Linked DNA regions of Mus musculus: region 1 is linked to region 2. A link is a loop called in an ENCODE intact Hi-C map of the cell type or tissue named here. Cell type or tissue: left cerebral cortex. All regions are shown on one strand. Each heading gives the region's core, and the rest is flanking DNA. Links, peaks and the distances in the headings are about the cores only.

The links. Hi-C counts contacts between places; a loop is a spot of excess contacts. Peaks named below come from ENCODE experiments on the same cell type or tissue, not always from the same donor. Only the 100,000 strongest peaks of a DNase experiment are listed, where the experiment ranks them.
Region 1: a loop joins it to region 2, with 5 times the contacts of the local background. A loop is called at or near these places in 2 of 42 quality-filtered maps.

The regions. Positions count from the first base shown.
Region 1 is chr4:71,334,855-71,343,727 of GRCm38, forward strand. No RefSeq gene overlaps it. Among named protein-coding and RNA genes, the nearest start is that of Gm42298, 43 kb to the right of the region's middle. In left cerebral cortex, for the core only: no CTCF peak of the experiment used is centred there; a DNase peak (open chromatin) is centred at 3,672.
Region 2 is chr4:70,597,475-70,606,347 of GRCm38, forward strand. No RefSeq gene overlaps it. Among named protein-coding and RNA genes, the nearest start is that of Gm32209, 23 kb to the right of the region's middle. In left cerebral cortex, for the core only: CTCF peaks have their summits at 4,041 (motif pointing left) and 5,944 (motif pointing right); DNase peaks (open chromatin) are centred at 4,052 and 5,953.

The DNA of each region.
Region 1 (8,873 bases), core at 465-8,464, 740 kb after region 2:
TAGGTGTCCTTCTTACTAACATACATGATAGCAGATGACATTTGGGGGGGCCTTAATTTCTTAAAATAAATGAGAAGCCTTTTCATGGCTTTGTTTACCCCAGGTATTTTATAAACCTTCCTGTTGCCCTCACTTACTAGTCTTGTTGATGTGAAAGACTGAAGGAATTATGAACCCCAGCTGTGGTTCTTCACTGAGCACCTTAGAAGAGACAGTATGTGAGGAGAATAATAACTCTGAAGGCTGTCATAGCTGAAGGATAATAAGAAGCTAGAATGTTTCCAATGCATCCTGTCGCTGACATTTACTCCCTCAGCATGTTTTCCCTACTGGTCACTAGAAAACTCATGTGACACAAAACCTCATACCATAGGCAATATAATGCAGCTCCTTGTTTGGGGACAGAGGTATTGAAAGTCACTATATTTGATGAGTTTCAGTAAGGGTAAAGGTGCCAGTTAGTAAAGGAAATCTTACATGAGAGAAACCTGAATGGATCAGTTTTAAGTCCACAACAACCCCAACAATGGAAGTGCTGATAACAATGCTCTCTATATAAGGACTTTGTCCAGATAAACAGAAACCTAAAGGTAGGCTCCTGTTTTTCAGGAATCTCTCTGAATCAGCCCCAATATATCAACCAACTTAGGCAAGGGCATAGCTCCTGGTCTGTTTGAACATTCTGAATCACTCAAAGACAATTGTCCTGTTGACTGTCATAAATAATTCAGTTGTTTTCTCACCGTTTTGATATTTTTCTGACTCCCAAGAGAGTTAGAATACCAATAAATCTTTCTAGGCATGGAATAGTATAGTTAGGTTGTTTCACCCTGAGTACTTACAGTTAGTAATGAAGTTTGTCACTACCTGTTCTGTGAAATCAGATACACTCAAACTACACTATAGCCTTTATGGTAATCCCCAGTGTGTGTGTGTGTGTGTGTGTGTGTGTGTGTGTGTGTGTGTGTGCTTACCTACTTTGAGAAGTGTTATGGCAATGTCTAGCCATAGACAAAGGATGCTTAAAACTTATATATGGAGCACAAAATGGAGTTTTTACCTCAAGAACACAAAAATGGAAAGAAACAATTAGTAAACACTGCCTTCTTTTAAAGAGCTAAGCACTTGTAGCTGGGGTCACACATCATACTATGATGCTCAATCTTAAAGTCACACTTCAGTAAACCATACTTACCATGCTTCTTGCTTATGAAGCTGTTCCCCTTGATTTCTTTTCAGCTGGGTTGCAAAGCAATTGAGCTTGGGAACTGACATTGATTAAGTGCATGAGAGCCATGTTTTACTCTGACAGATGCTAGGCCTCTGTCAACAAATCAATGTATTTTTCCCTTTTCATCTTAACTCTCCTGTTAGCATCCTGCTGATACTGGAGATGAAAAACATCTCTATTACTGTCTGCTGATTGACCGTTTTCTGATTTGGCAATCACATAAAGCACTTTCTTATTTTTTTTTTTTTTATTTTGTGACAGGAAAAAAAACCTAACCTTTCATTCTAACCACTTTTCATGCACAAATAGTAAAATTTCCTAGTATTCTGTGGAATGGGGTAGTTGGACCTATGATTCAGAATCACAGTCAAGATAGTTCCCTGTTCTGTTGGGAAAAAAAAAAAAAAAGCAACTTTCCTTCCATGACTAAATCAGGTAGCACAAAAATGCCCATCCAAACTCCTATAGACATTTTATCAGGGTCACACAATGAGCCCTAGCTGCCTGGCCTAGGTAGTCATTCTGAATAGCATTCTACATACACAGTACTTATGACTGTATAATCAGAATATATTGTCAAAGCTCACCCCGCTTGGCGTTGGAAGAACATTAGAAACAAGATGGCAGCAAATCTGGAACTACTCATTGCAACACTGAGCAGAAGTGAATGTTTCACAGACATCCTGCTTAAAATAACAATCACCTCCTGCCTTCTGCCTCCAAGTGTAAGGCTTGAGATTGTGGACTGAATTTGCCCTAGTAGAATGAACATTTAGGACAAATTTAGGTGGAGTGAGAAATTGCTAGTTGGTGAAAAGGCAGAAAACTCAAGGACATTTTATATGCTTCTGTGTCTTACTTTAAGCCCAAAATAAAAGAAATACCTGGGATAGGAAATTTCCACCATCCTTTTCAGATCATTTTGTTAATCTTGACAATAATGATGGTGAGCTTTACACTTTAGAATTCTCTCCTATCCTGTGTCTTCACATCTTCAACTGCAAGTATCTCAATCTCTTACCACAGCTCTATCATCAAGGCTTTGAGTTAATCTGTCATTGTTTATCCACACTTTATAACGATAATTCAAATAGTTTCAGTCTCTCATATTGTAAGTGACTTCTCTGCCCTTTGCTTACTTTGCCTGTGATTATGGGAACTTATTTTTAAAACTTTTATAATTAAACATTTAAAGCATAGAGAACAGTAATGGAAATAATGAAATATCCTTATATGCCCACCAATTGCTTTCAACAGTTTACGGTTCATGATTGTGATACTTTTGTTTATAGGAATTTGTGTTGACTGTTGCTGTGATTCCTAGTGCTGAACTACTCTACCACTTAGAATTTTCTAAGTAATAAAAGACAGTAGAGAAAGATACAAATTTTGTTATTCATAACAAGCCCTTTCAGCCATATCTGAGTTTGTGTGGATAGTAACACTTTCAGTAAGCCACTAGGAAACCACAAGGTGCCAGGAGTGCCAAATGACTGTAGGAGAGCCAGACAGTCCCAAACCATTGTCTCCTCTAGTATTAGGAAGACTAATATTTACTTAATCAGTGATGGCTAGTATCTTAATTATGATTACATGATAAAATGTGCATGAGAACCCAAAGGATAACAGAGTTTGGGGATAATATGGTAGATTTCTTAAAGGTGGGATACCTGTAGAGGATATGAAAGTTCAAACTCTCTCCCTGTGTCTTACATCTGTCTGTTACTCAGTTATATCATTTGAATGAGCAACCTTATAAGTAAACTACTTCTCTATGCTTTGTGAGATGTGATACCCAAAAGCATATGTGGCAGGTTGATTTGTGATTCACAATTCTGTAGCAGTTTTGTGAGATTGGCCTATACGTTATGAGACTTAATGCTATTTCCACATAAATAAAATTGACTTCAATTACATAGCTATAAGTTTGTATCCAAAAAGAAGTGGGAAATTGCTTAAAATAGACACTACCACACATTTGATAGTCAGACGTATTTTATGAGTAGGAAGAAAGTGATGATTTCTTTTTTATAAAAATCAACTTGACTCCACATGTAACACTTATCTGTTTATAATAGAGTAAATCCTAGATACCTACCGTAACATTTCAATATTCAAGTGAGCAAGACAGGAATTCTTTTAAAATATAATGACAGAACATTATCACGGTGAAAATTTGGCTATGATTTCTTAAAATCAACAACTTTGTTAGAATCCCTGGGCAATCTCTTTTTTATTTTACAATTTGAATAAAGAATTTAATAGCTAGACATGAATCAAAGCTGTCTCTAGTCTACAGAATCTGTTCTTCTTTTTCTCCTCCTCATCTCCTCCTCCTCCCCCTTCTTCTTCCTCCTCCTCCTTCTTGTACTTAAAACGAATTCAAAGAACCTTCACAGCACGAGAAATGATGAGCGACAAAGGAAGCTGAGGAGATGTCTTCTGTTTCATTTATCTTATAGAGCATAGCAAGAAACTTTGTCTCCCTCTAGCTAAGTCCTGTAGATCTGATTCAACTTTTCCTGCAAGCAAAACCTCGGTATGCTTTTCATACATTATGTTAGAGGAAGTAGGTGAAGCCTAAGTGGGGATGCTACAAAGGTCATCAGGTGTTATGCTTTGCCCAAATATTATATGGGTGTTACCAGGTTAAACATTTACCTGGGGCTTCTATGGGAATTGGTGGGGAAAGAGGGTGTGTAAATCTTGCCAAAGGATTAGGAAATGAAAGTGAAAATAAGGGGAAGAGGGGTAGGAGCTCTATTGCTTCATATGTCCTTAATATAGCAGTTCTGTAGCTGCTTTGTATAAAGTGATGGCTAGGACTCTAGGATTCATGTATTTCTACTTCAATATGTAATGCAAGAAGTCTACCCAAGTAATTTCTCACTGGCATCCTTAAATATTTAACAGTTTTGTTGTTGTTGTTGTTTTTCTGGTTACCCCTGCCTGTTGCCCAGATGTACTGATTCTGGTAATTTCTCATTCCTCACTGATATACAAGCTAGAATTTCTCTATAGAAAATAAATTTTTCTTCATTACACAATCAGTAGCTCTAAAGTGTGTGTTTAATCTGTGTCTTGAAACACTTGGCCATACAACCTGAACAGTATAATTAGTCTCATCTACTCTTCAACACACACAAGCTCACATACACACATACACACACACACACACACACTCACACATACATACACACATGAACACATGTACACATACACACATTTATGCATATGCACAGTAAGCAATCATTGGATAATTTGCATCATTTATTAAAAACTTTGTCTGGAGATTCTTTTAAAACATGCTCAGCATTTCATAACTTCTTACATACAAAGGCAGTTAAGAACTGTTTGCTTAATGGGAAAATGAATGAGAATTTCCTAGATAACTGATAGTACAGTTCTTATAATATTTACAATGCATGTAACATTCCTATTTAGACTTTCAGATGCTCATATTGAATGGTAGCATTCCTTTCAGTGTGAATCTAATGGTGTAGTGACAGGCTCATGATGGTGAGTTAAATGAAAGAATTCTAAATCACACCACTTTAGAGATAAATGCAATTCTAGTATAGATCTGGAATTATGTAACTCTTAGCAAAATGCAGTCACCAATTCCCGAGTATTTTCTTCTTACCTGAAGTAACTAGACCTTGCATAAGCAGCCAGGAACATTATCATTTCAAAGAGAACACTAAAAATTCCTTTTACAGGGCAAGGATTTCATGCTGAGGCATAGCATTTATCTTATTCTCACACTATATCAATATAAGATGATCACCATAGTAATCAGTTCTACAGGTTTTTCTCCTTAGAAATACCCTGATTGTTGTCTACTGTTCATCATGTCAGCTGCAGTGGGTCCTTGATAGAGGACAAATCTCCAAGCTGCTGCTGCTTCAAAAACCAGCCTGAAGAATTCTCTTTAAAGATGTGTAGAGCAGGGATTCTTGCTTTCGTCACAGAAAGACTTTCAGGATAAGCAATGTGCATCAGAGTTGGAATTTATTAAGAAGAGGTTGTAATGCAGACTTGAGCACAGGATTGTTTAGACAAAGCTGTGCCCTACTTTATTCAGAGTAGTGATTTGTCAGACTCTACTTCCTGGGACACTCCGTTTTACCAGCACAGATTCAGAGGCAGGATGACTTAGTACCCTGTCATGTACATAGCAACACCATCAGCCCAGTATCATTCACAGGCCCAGAGTGACAAATAACTTACTCCTAAAAGCAGAACAATATAAGTATACACGATTATCTAAATCAGTTGGACCCACATAAGTGCATGGATATTTTAAAATTATACCAAGAAAACAATGACCCAGAACCTATCAGTCAACATTACAGAGAGAGTGCAACAACTTCACCTATACCTATAAATAGCAGGATACCTACCACTCTTATGGTGATGGCCCTGCTATCCTGTAGTCCGACCACCAGGAGTGTGTTTCACAGGACTGATAGGCAGAGAACTACTGACTGTCCCAGGAGCTTCAGTTTAGCTAAGTTCCTACTAATGATACGGCCTTGAATCATCATCTGTCTGCACCCCATCCTGCACTTCATGTCTATGACCTCCACAGTCCTGACCACACACAGTTAACTGAACTCTGCCCCCAAGGCTTGGTTCTACAGCAGCATCTGAAAGAACATCTCTCTAACAGATGTCACGATCTATCTTCTGACAAAGAGTCTGTATACAAATCAGCTTCTGGCTTTCATAGTGCTTCCTGGAATTCCTTGAACTTTGCTACAAACCCTATCTTGTTGTACCTGTGTGGGCATACATGTAGTTGTGAAATGTGAGATGTGAAACTTAACTCACAGAGTTGGGCACACCTCTGAAAGATTTATTTGATTGGATTATTGAAAGCTACAACCTTAAATAGTACCTTTGGGCTACAACTTGTGGTGACAGCCACATAAAAGGACCAGCAAGAAGGAAGCTTTTGCTTTTTTTCCTGCTTCCCTCACTCTCATGAGAAGGTTCATCTTTCCTGCTATTGAGGCAGACCTTTACTAATATTAGATCCTAATGCTAAGTAATTCCAACATAGACTAAAGTCTAGCAGGTCTCTTGAATGCCAGCATCAGATGGGACTGTTGAGACATCTAGCTTCAGTCTGAACAATTACTGGATACTTGGCCTTACCTTAAGGAGACAGTCATTGTTGGACTATGGACTATAGAGTGGATTGTAAGTCACCCTAATATATCCCCCTTAAATATTTAATCATGGTACCATTTCTATTCCTTTGGATAACCCTGACTAATATAAAATTATTTAGTTAAATTTCTATGGCTTAAGTTCTGGACTCAATTCTATTCCATTGATCAATTATTCTTTCATGATCACCACACTTGCTTGGTTACTATAGGTTTATAGTAGTTCTTATATTATGTAATTTTAAAGCTACCATGTTAAAATAAATTAAATAGAATTCTTTCTGTTATTCAAGTTAAATATACATAATTTTTCAATGAAAGCAAATCTTCAGAGATGACACTAACAATATATTAGATAGGTGACCAAACATTAACATTAACTAGTCATAAACACACACACACACACACACACACACACACACACACTGAAGAAATCAGTAAACATTTTTTTATCTTTATTTACATTCCATATTTTATCCCTCCCCTGCTCCCTGTCCACCCTCCAACTGTTCCACATCCCATACCTTCTCCCTATCCCCTATCTCCACAGGGATGTCTCCACTCCCCACCCTCCCAACCAGCCTGACTTCTAAACTTCCTGGGGTCTCCAGTCTCTTGAAAGTTAGGTGCATCTTCTTAGACTGAACTCAGAACCAGCAGTCCTCTGCTGTATATGTGTTGGGGGCCTTATATCAGCTGCTGTACGCTGCCTGGTTGGTGGTCCAGTGTTTGAGAGATCTTGGGGGTCCAGGTTAATTGAGATTGCTGGTCCTCCTACAGGGTTGCCATCCTCCTCAGCTTCTTTCAGCTTTCCCCCAATTCAACAGGGATCAGCAGCTTCTGTCCATTAGTTGGCTGTAAATATCTGCATCTGACTCTTTCAGCTGCTTGTCAGTAAACTTGTAATGACTATGTTACTGAGGATTTAAGCTACCGGTTAGAATAAACTTTCATATTTCTTTTAACCCTCATTTTTTTTCCTAATTTACAATCTGTCAATCCTTATTACATTTCTCAGTAAAGATAGGAGACAAGCACCACAGCAATCAGGTACATTCCTCTATTTTTTATTTATTTATTTATTTATTTATTTATTTATTTATTTATTTATTTATTTATTTAGGTTTGTTTTCAAGACAGGGTTTCTCTGTATAGCTCTGGCTGTTCTGGAACTCACTTTGTAGACCAGGCTGGCCTTGCCCTCAGAAATCTGTCTGCCTCTGCCTCCCGAGTGCTGGGATTAAAGGTGTGTGCCACCACGCCCAGCTTATTTTTATTTCTTAATTGGTTATTTTATTTATTTACATTTCAAATGTTATCTACCTTACCAGATTCCCCCACTATAAACCCCCTATCCTCTCTCCCCTCCTCCTGCTTCTACGAGGGAGCTCTCATACAAACCCACTCCTACCTCACCTCCCTAGCATTCCCCTGGGGACATCTGGTTTCCACAGGGCAAAGGGCCTCCAATCCCATTGATGCCAGATAAAGTAATCATCTACTACATAAACTACTAGAGCCATAGTTCCCCCCAGTGTGTAGTCTTTAATTGGTAGTTTAGTCCCTGGGACTGAAGGGCTGGGGTACAGTTGGTTGATATTGTTGTTCTTCCTCTGGGGTTGTAAACCCCTTCAGCCCCTTCAGTCCATCACATAACTCCTCCACTGGGGTCCCCAGTCTCAGTCCGATAGTTGTCTGCAAACATCCACATCTGTACTTGTCAGGCTTTGGCAGGAAGTTTCAGGGAACAGCCATACCAGGCTCCTGCCAGCAAGTGCTTCTTGGCATAAGCAATCATGTCTGAGTTTTGCGTCTGCAGATGGGATGTATCCCTAGTTGGGACAATCTCTGAATGGCCTTTACTTCAGTCTGTGCTCTACACTTTGTCCCTGCATTTCCTTTGAACAGGAGCAATTTTGGGTTATATATTTGAGATGGGTAGATGGCCCTATCCCTCAAATGCGGGCTGTACCAAACCTGTTTATGTGGTCTCTGCAAGTTCTCCCCACTGTTGGGTATTTCGGCTAATGCTATCCCCATTGGATCCTGGGAGCCTCTTGCTTTCCTGGCATCTGGGACTTTCTAATGGCTTTCCCCAGTTCCCTATCCCTGACTGCTACACACATCTGTTCAATTTCCTGACCCTCTGTACTTCTCCCTTGCCTCCTCCCACACCTGATCCTGTCACCATTTTTCCCTCTTCCTCCCTCTCCCTCCCAGGTTCCTTCATCCCTCTACCTCCCATGATTATTTTATTCTCTCTTAAGTAGGACTGAAACATCCACACTTTGGTGTGACACTTTGCATTGCCCTGATGACTAAGGATGTTGAATACTTCTTTAGGTACTTCTCTGCCATTCGGTGCTCCTCAGTTGAGAATTCTTTGTTTAGCTCCCTACCCCTTTTAAAAAATGTGGTTATTTGGTTCTCTGAAGGCTAACATTTTGAGTTCTTTGTAAATATTGGAT
Region 2 (8,873 bases), core at 434-8,433:
CCAGCAGCTGTGTGTTTTGGGAAGTGCTGTGTCTCTACCTGATATTGTCTTGGGTTAGATTGAGTTTTGAATCCCAAGTAAGATGCACCAAATGTAAACTAGCAGAATTTTTTTCTATCTCCATTTAACCATGGCCTTCAAATGAATGAGACTAAGACCTTGATTTATTTATATGGTTCTGGCAGTTACTGAGGTTACACTAACCTGATTTTCTAATGCTAGGCTAGCTACTTGACCAACTGTATTCCCCAAATACAAATATTTGTGTCTTCCTGGGTTATTTCTGCTCCACCAGCCTGTCCTCGGGGTTCAAATTTCTCAGGAAGATGGAGATCTCCTCTTCTCTCCTTTTCTTTCTTCTTCATTCTCCTCCTTCACTCTCTTCAAAGTCCGTACCTGTGACTCCTAGCCAGGTAAGTGAAAACCTGCCTACAGTAATTGGAAGCAAGGTTTGTACAACAAAAGATGGTATTCTTGAGAATTCTCTCATGCTCATCTTGGGGCAACAAGATCTTGGGGTATAGAATTTAGTATTTCTTTTTGTTTGTTTGTTTGTTTGTTTGTTTTTTTCAAATTTCAAAGTATTTTTTATCATAAGAAATCAAAAGAGCTTATACTAGCACACAGCAATACTAACACTGTGAATAAGTAATAATTCAAGGCGTTTCCTGCTCATACAGATAATATGAAGTTTTGATATAAATGCAATTTCTCAATGAAGAAAATATCATTTAACCACTTGCTCTTAGCTACAAAAATATTTTCATAATAGACAATAAAAAAAAACCCAGAGAACATGAATAAAGCTATTTCTGCAGATGGTGTGGAAGAACAGTTTTCCAAATGTTTCTGATATAAATGTTTTAATAAGTAGCTTTTCTTTTTTTCTTAGATATTTTCTTTATTTACATTTCATATGTTTTTCTCTTTCCTGGTTTTACCTCTGAAAACTCCCTACCCTCCCCCCCCCCCACCCGACCCCCCTGCTCACTAACCCACCCATTCCTACTTCCTGGCCCTGACATTTCACCATACGGGGGCATAGAACCTTCACAGGACCAAGAGCCTCTCTTCCCATTGATGAGCAACTAGGCCATCCTCTGCTACATATGCAGCTAGAACGATGAATCCCACCATGTGTTTTCTTTAGTTGGTGGTTTAGCCCCAGGGAGCTCTCAGGGGTACTGGTTATATAGTTGTTCCTCCTATGGAGCTACAAACCCTTTCAGCTCCTTGGGTACTTTCTCTAGCTCCTTCATTAGGGACCCTGTGCTCTGTCCAATGGTTGGCTGTGAACATCCACTTCTGTATTATTTGTCAGGCACTGGCAGAGACTCTCAGAAGACAGCTATATCAGGTTTCTGTCAGCAAGCTCTTGTTGGCATCCACAATAGTGTCTGGGTTTGGTGGTTGTATATGAGATGGACCCCAGGTGGGGCAGTCTCTGGATGGTCATTCCTTCAGTCTCTGATCCATATGTTGTCTCTGTAACTCCTTCCATGGGTATTTTGTTCAACTTTCTAAGAAGGACTGAAATATCTACACTTTGGTTTTCCTTCTTCTTGAGTTTCATGTGTTTTGCCAACTGTAGCTTGGGTATTCTGACTTTCTGGGCTAATATCCACTTATCAGTGAGTGTGTATCATGTGTGTTCTTTTGACATTGGATTACCTCACTCAGAATGATATCCTCCAGATCCATCCATTTGCCTAAGAATTTCATAAATTCATTGTTTTTAATAGCGGAGTAGTACTCCATTGTATAAATGTACCACATTTTCTGTATCCATTTCTCTGTTGAGGGACATCTGGGTTTTTTCCAGCTTCTGGCTATTATAAATAAGGCAGCTATGAACAGAGTGGAGCATGTGTCTTTATTACATGCTGGGGTATCTTCTGGGTATATGCCCAGGAGTGGTATTGCTAGATCCTCTGATAGTACTATGCACAATTTTCTGAGGAACCGCCAAACTGATTTTCAGAGTGGTTGTACCAGCTTGCAATCCCCACAGCAATGGAGGAGTGTTCCTCTTTCTCCACATCCTTGCCAGCATCTGCTGTCACCTGAGTTTTTGATCCTAGCCATTCTGACTGGTGTGAAGTGGAATCTCAGGGTTGTTTTGATTTGCATTTCCCTGATGACTAAAGATGTTGAACATTTTTTTAAGTGCTTCTCAGTCATTCCGTATTCCTCAGTTGAGAATTCTTTGTTTAGCTCTGTATGCCATTTTTAAATAGGGTTATTTGGTTTTGTGGAGTCTATCTTCTTGAGTCTTTTTTATATATTGATATTAGCCTTTGATTAGTATGTAAAAGAATGCAAATTGATCCATTCTTATGTCCTTGTACAAAGCTCAAGTCCAAGTGGATCAAGGACCTCCACATAAAACCAGAGACACTGAAATTTATAGAGGAGGAAGTGGGGGAAGAGCCTAGAACATATGGGCACAGGGGAAAAATTCCTGAATAGAATACCAATGGTTTATGCTGTAAGATCAAGAATTGACAAATGGGACCTCATAAAATTGAAAAGCTTCTGTAAGGCAAAGGACAATAAGACAAAAATGTAACCTAACCATCAGATTGGGAAAAGATCTTTACCAATCCTAAATCTGATAGAATTTAGTATTTGAATACATAGTAGCATCAACACTGCCTTTCTATTCACTGCCTTTTATGGTAGGATTGCTGGGCTCTAAAGGAGACATATTGCTCTGGCTGTTATTGATTTTGGTTTTATGCTGGTGTGTAGGCATCTGATATTGGGAAACTTTGATTCTAGATACTGATATCTTGCCTTGTCTTTGTGGGGTGAGTGTTTGTTTGTTTGTTTCTTTATTTTAGATATTTTCTTTATTTTCATTTCAAATGTTACCACCTGAGTGTTTATTTTTTTGGTTTCTGTTTCCTCTCTGGTTCTTAGGAGAGTGTGTTGGCTGTGTGTTGCCATTTAAGAAATTCTGGTGTTTTAAAGGGTGTTGCCAGTGAGTCGTCCAGGTGGAGTGAATTTTGACACTTAGAACTGTGGGAGCACCGGGGAAGGACATAGGCAGGTTTCACAAGAAAGGAGAAGTTGGGGTATTCCACTACAATCTGCTTAGTTAAGTCCCTGGGATAAGGGTAGAGAGTGAGAACAGACCACTGCAGAAAGTAAGCTTCTCAGGTGGGGGTGAAGCTGGGGGTTTGAATTTGGAGAATTAGAGAAAAGAGTGAAGAGCTGCAATTAGTCTACTTGCTTCCCTGGTTGGAGTGGCCAGGGAATAGCTGCTGGTATTCGTGGCTTGGGAAGAGAAATGAGTGGAAGGGAGGAAATTTGGGATAAAGATCTGTGAGAATCACTGGTGGTTACAGGAGCTTGCAGCAGGCATAGAGATGATACTGGGTGTTGGGCTGGATGAGTGGAGGGAACGGTAGAAATCTGGAGTTAGCCTTTTTGCTTCCCTTGCCAGGGTGGCCTGTGGATTTTCAGGGAGTGCCTGCTGTAGTTGGGAGCTGTGATAAAGCAACAAGGTGGATGAATGAGGTTAGTAGGGGAAGGTGGCTGGAGAGGGGTCAGGGGGCAAAGGGAAGCTACCACAGGTGGTATGCTGCAGAGTTGGGGATGAGACTTCAATTGCATCTCTTCAAAGAGAAAGAGGTAAAGATCTTGGGTTAGTCCACCTGCTTCCCTGACCAACAGTGGCTCTTTCATTGATGGCCTTGAAGTTTTCAGAAATGTTTTACCATCTGCACATAAAAGTGATTTGCCTCTTTCTTTTCTATTTTTATGCCTCTGTATTAGGAGATATTATTTAATGCTTTTAATACAATATACAATGTGATATATTAGGATTTCATGAAATGGCTTAAAGTATTACCTTCTTCCACTCTGACCACGGCTTTGTGCTCTATATAAATATTATCCTCACTTATCTCGTCATGGTAGTCCCACTAAACAAGTGGAGGAAATGAATGGTACTATTTCTGCTTTGACTGCTTCTAGCAAACGGCTATTCTTGTCCTGAGGCTATGAGGATGTGTGTGTCAGATGCAGGTTGCCACCTTGTGGAACTAAGAATTCATTGCACATGAGCAGTATTGCCTTACTTTGTTCCAAAGCTGAGAATGGGGACAGACCCGAGTCACCTTCCTGTACACATTTCCTCTCTCAAACAGAAACCCAACACTACTGAAGGAAACTCACACATGCTCTCCTATGGGAGCCACACCAACCCCTCTGCCTGACAAAAATCCCAAAGTCTTTTAGACGAAGGCATGTCTAGGGAACCCCAGGGCATGAATGTCATTAGACAATTAAGGCCAGTGTCTTTATACCTAGCTAAAAGTTTCACTTTACAAACCATGTCAGATGTCATGGCAGAATTCAGTCATTCTCCTGAATTACATGAATAAATGTGTAATAGGAACTGCATCATTTGTGATTGTGGAATGTCAAAAAGAAACTATCTGGCATGGTAGTTCCAGTACTACTTCTAGTTCTCCAGAAGGAGGGCAGGGGCTAGCCAATTTCTGGTAGTAGTTTAGCCTTGTCTACATTAGTAGTTCTAGGCTAAACACAAACAGAAAAAACAAAAACAAAGCCAAGCCCTTGTCTACCAACATATGTTTCTTAGTAAAGGTACACCCAAGATGAGCTTGTCACTGCAATATTAGTTGTGTTATTTCTGTGTAGAGTGTAAGATCAAACTTCAATGCCAATATGAATTAAACAACCTTGCAACCAGTGCAGTGTAGACAAAAACATAAGTGAATAAAACAGTATCAAAGTGTAAAGCCCACAATTGAACTTTACATGTGATATTTTGTAAGCCACACTAATAAAATTTATAGTGATGTCAGGAGAAATGAGTGTGTTAGAAAACTATCATGTATTTGGCTTAGACACATAAATGTTTATACCTGCTCCAGAATTATTTTACATAGGTACTATTTTTCCTTATGAAATATCTTATAGAATCTCCTGGTTTATAAACTTCTACTATTCTACTTTCTGGGACGACTTATATTTATAGGCAGTAGTATAATGCCATTGACTAAAATTAGGAGCTCATCTTTGCACATTAAGCTAAAAATACATATCAAAGTTTAAGATTCCACAATTAGACTTATAGGAAGAATCCTCTTGTAGGTTGGGGTGAACAGCTTTGCCTAGCATTTCCCAACAAGCAATTCCTGCTGTGTAAATGAGGGCATTTCTCTGTTATCAGGATGCAAGTAATTCTGATTGGTTATATAATTCTGACATAATGTGGCTTTAGTTGAGTAATGAGTAATTCTTGCTTTTCTGCCTAGGGAAAGCTTTTTGCACCTTGGTTAAAAGGACTTGTACCTGTATCTCATCTGTGTGCACATATGTTCTTTCTCCACCTAGTTTTATCTTACTTTTATGTCTATGTGTGTTTTCCCTATTTGTATACGTGGGTGCACCACATACATGCCAGGTGTGGGTAGAGACCAGAAGAGGGCATTGCATATCCTGGAAATGGAACTTAGCTAGGTGGTTGTTAGCCTTTGTATGGGTCTTGGGAACCAAATTCACATTCAGTGCCTATCTTAAATACTTTGATAATCTTCCAGCCTCAATCCCCATCCATGCTCCCACCCTGCTCTCTTAATCACAATCCTTCTATTACATTTCTGTCTTTCTGTAGCCTCTTTAACTTCACCTGAAGTGTACTGCTGGTATTTCCCATGCAGAAGTGTATATGTAATATTTATGAAATGTAGAAAGCCTAAGAAAATGATTCACAAGGTTACATCATCCACTTAAAAAAATGAAACACTACTGTAACTGAGGGTTCCATTTAGATGTTGCTACGGTTCTGAACCCAAATAATTTTCTTCTCTGTTTAAATGGCAGGAGAGAGTCAAGTGGAAGCAGTAGGGGCTATCTTGCAGGTTAATGCTCAGGAAAAAATGCATGAAGACCCATTTGCCAGAAGAGGTCGCCCAAACACCACCTTTAGTTTTTCACCAGTTGACTTGGAACATTTCTGTACTCATGAAACAAGGTTGTGATCAACACATTTCTGTGAAATCCCTCAATCAATCAATCAATCAATCAATCAATCAATCAATCAATCAATCAATCAATCAAATAAACAAACAACAAACAAACAAATAAATAAAGTTTATGTGTACATGGTGAGAAAGGGTGTTCTACAGTGTGTATGTGAATGTCAGAGAATAAACTAAGATGACCTTTCTCTTCTTCTAATGGCCCAGGGGTGTTACTTACGTTGTCAGGCTCACTGACAAGCATTTTGACCCTATAAGCCATCTCACCTCATTGGCCCAAGGTGACTTATTTATTTATTTTTGTTGTTAATTGTTTTTAGTTTAGTTTTCTTTGTTTAAGATGTGGTTTGTCTATACTGGCCTGGAACTTACTATGTAGAATAGATTGGTCTTGAGCTCATAGATATTTACCTGCTTCTGCCTCTCTAGTCTTGGGGGAGCATCACCATCTCCATCCCAGGCCCTGGCTGTCCTGGAACTTCCTCAATAGCCAAGGATAGTCGTGAACTCAGAGATCTCCATGTCTCTGCCCTTTAAGTGCTGGGATTAAAGGTGTACCCCACCAAGCCTGGCCCAACTACTAGAAGATTAGTGCACACTTTTGTTTTAGAAGATCAGTGTACTGAAATGTTCTAGTAGGACAGTGAACATGGATCTACACATACTACAGCAAATTCAGATGTGCTACAACTGTACCACACATAGAGGTCAATTGGAACTGTGGTGAACATAGATTTACTAGTAAAGAAGCTCAACTGAACATACTATTCCTGCCCCGCACACAGACCTAAATGTGCTCTTACAGAAGTAGAGCAGTTCACATGGATGTCCTAATCAACATGTGTATGCATTTACCAGTACATTAGAATACAGGGATGTCCATGAACAGCAGGGCACATGAGTATACTTGAAAAGCAGCACACTTGGGAAAGAAGTAATAGAACACACATTGAATTCTGTATTACAGGAGTAATCATTTATGTTCTTGCAAAGCAGCACATGTAGCTATATACAGATATTATAGAAACACTCAGAGGTAATGCTACTCATGGATGTACTGCATTAGCATGCATGGAAGTACTAGACAGGAGCACCCAAGAATATACTAAGACACCAAGGCATGTATTTGTATTAATAGACCATGGGTCTATTATTAAAGCAATACAAAATGGCATCTTTGAAAAAAAAAGGATGTGCCACAACTGATTTGTAAACTAATGTGCATTTAAAATAAAGGTGTTCTTGAGTGGCAGTGCATACTGCTGAACTGGAAAAGCAGTGAACACCTGCAGGTGCAGAGTAGATTCAGAGTAGTTGCAACTGAATTGGAAGTACACAGTGCTTATGGATATAAAGCACAGGAAGAATGGTTGTATTCTAGAATACAATACAGAGAAGTATTAAAATAGCAGAGATCATAGAATTACTTGAAAGCCATGCCCATGAGTATATTATTGTGATGTAGACGTGAAATTATTAATGCAGGAGTACAGATATGCAAATTGATGAGCTAGTACAGGTTTCCATATTTACATACAAGTACAGCAATACATATGGGGATCTGTGAACATCAGTGTGCATGGATGTACTCTAACCACAGCACAGTTGATGTACTATGACATCTATTCATATAGATGTACCATTACAAAAGTGTACATGCATGCACTGTTAAAGGACAGAAGCAAGAGCACACACAGATACACTACTGCAGCCATGCACTTGAATGTACTGGTACAAAAGCAAACATCAGTGTGCTAACTACTACAGTATGTGTTAATGTACTGTGATAAGAGTGATCATGACTGCTGCTAAAGCAACAGAGTTGAACATAGTTACACCTTCATATACTTTAAAAAAATAGATGAACGAATGCAGAAGTGGAGTGCTGCACACTGATGTCCTAGTATTGTATTGCCTATTATATGCATCTCTGTGAAAACCAAAGCAAAACAGATATTCAAACAGTTGTATAGTATATGAAAATGCTGGCATCAGTGCTCATGGATATAGTAATACAGCACTGTACCCAGGTGTCTTGGTAAATCAGTTCATATGGATACATTATTAATGCAGTGCACATGTAAGCACTTGTACACATTGCTTTACTGACACACTACAGACAAATATACCTTTGCAATACTGTACATGGATGTATTCAATAGCAGCACAGACAGATATATTACTGAGTCATGTAGTAATATATACATAAAGAAAGATGAACTGTACAGATGAAGACATGAATGTAGTACGGCAAAGCAGTACATAAAGATTTTACTAATTACTGAAGTACACCTGTAGGTTGCACTATAGCAGTGCACATGAATTTATATGGTTCATATACATGCAATAATTTTAGAAGAATTCATTGATACACTAGTACAGCAGTGTACACAATTTACTATAGTATAGAAGTGCACTTGAATATAGTCATACAGCAATATTCATGGTTGTAATAGTTAAGATGGTTGTATGAATTTAATAGTGGAATAATGACAAGGGACACACTCATAGAGCTTCACACATGCATGCACTATTAAACTCTATAAACAGATGTTCTCTTATAGAGGCACATAGAAATTTCCTGTCATAGCAGGACATAATGGATGTACTAGTAAACCAACACTAATGGAAGTACTAGATAGGAGCACACAAGTACAGCACCGAACATGCATGCAATAGTATTGAGCATACAGGTATCTCTTTCTAATGTACTTCATATCATTGTCTTAGCCAAAAAGGAAATCCTACTAATGCAGTGTAAATCGGTGAACATTAACTAAGGCAACGCAACATAATGGTTCTGGGGGCACAGCCTATACTAGAACATCATGCACAGGTTATTTAGTAGTAAATCAG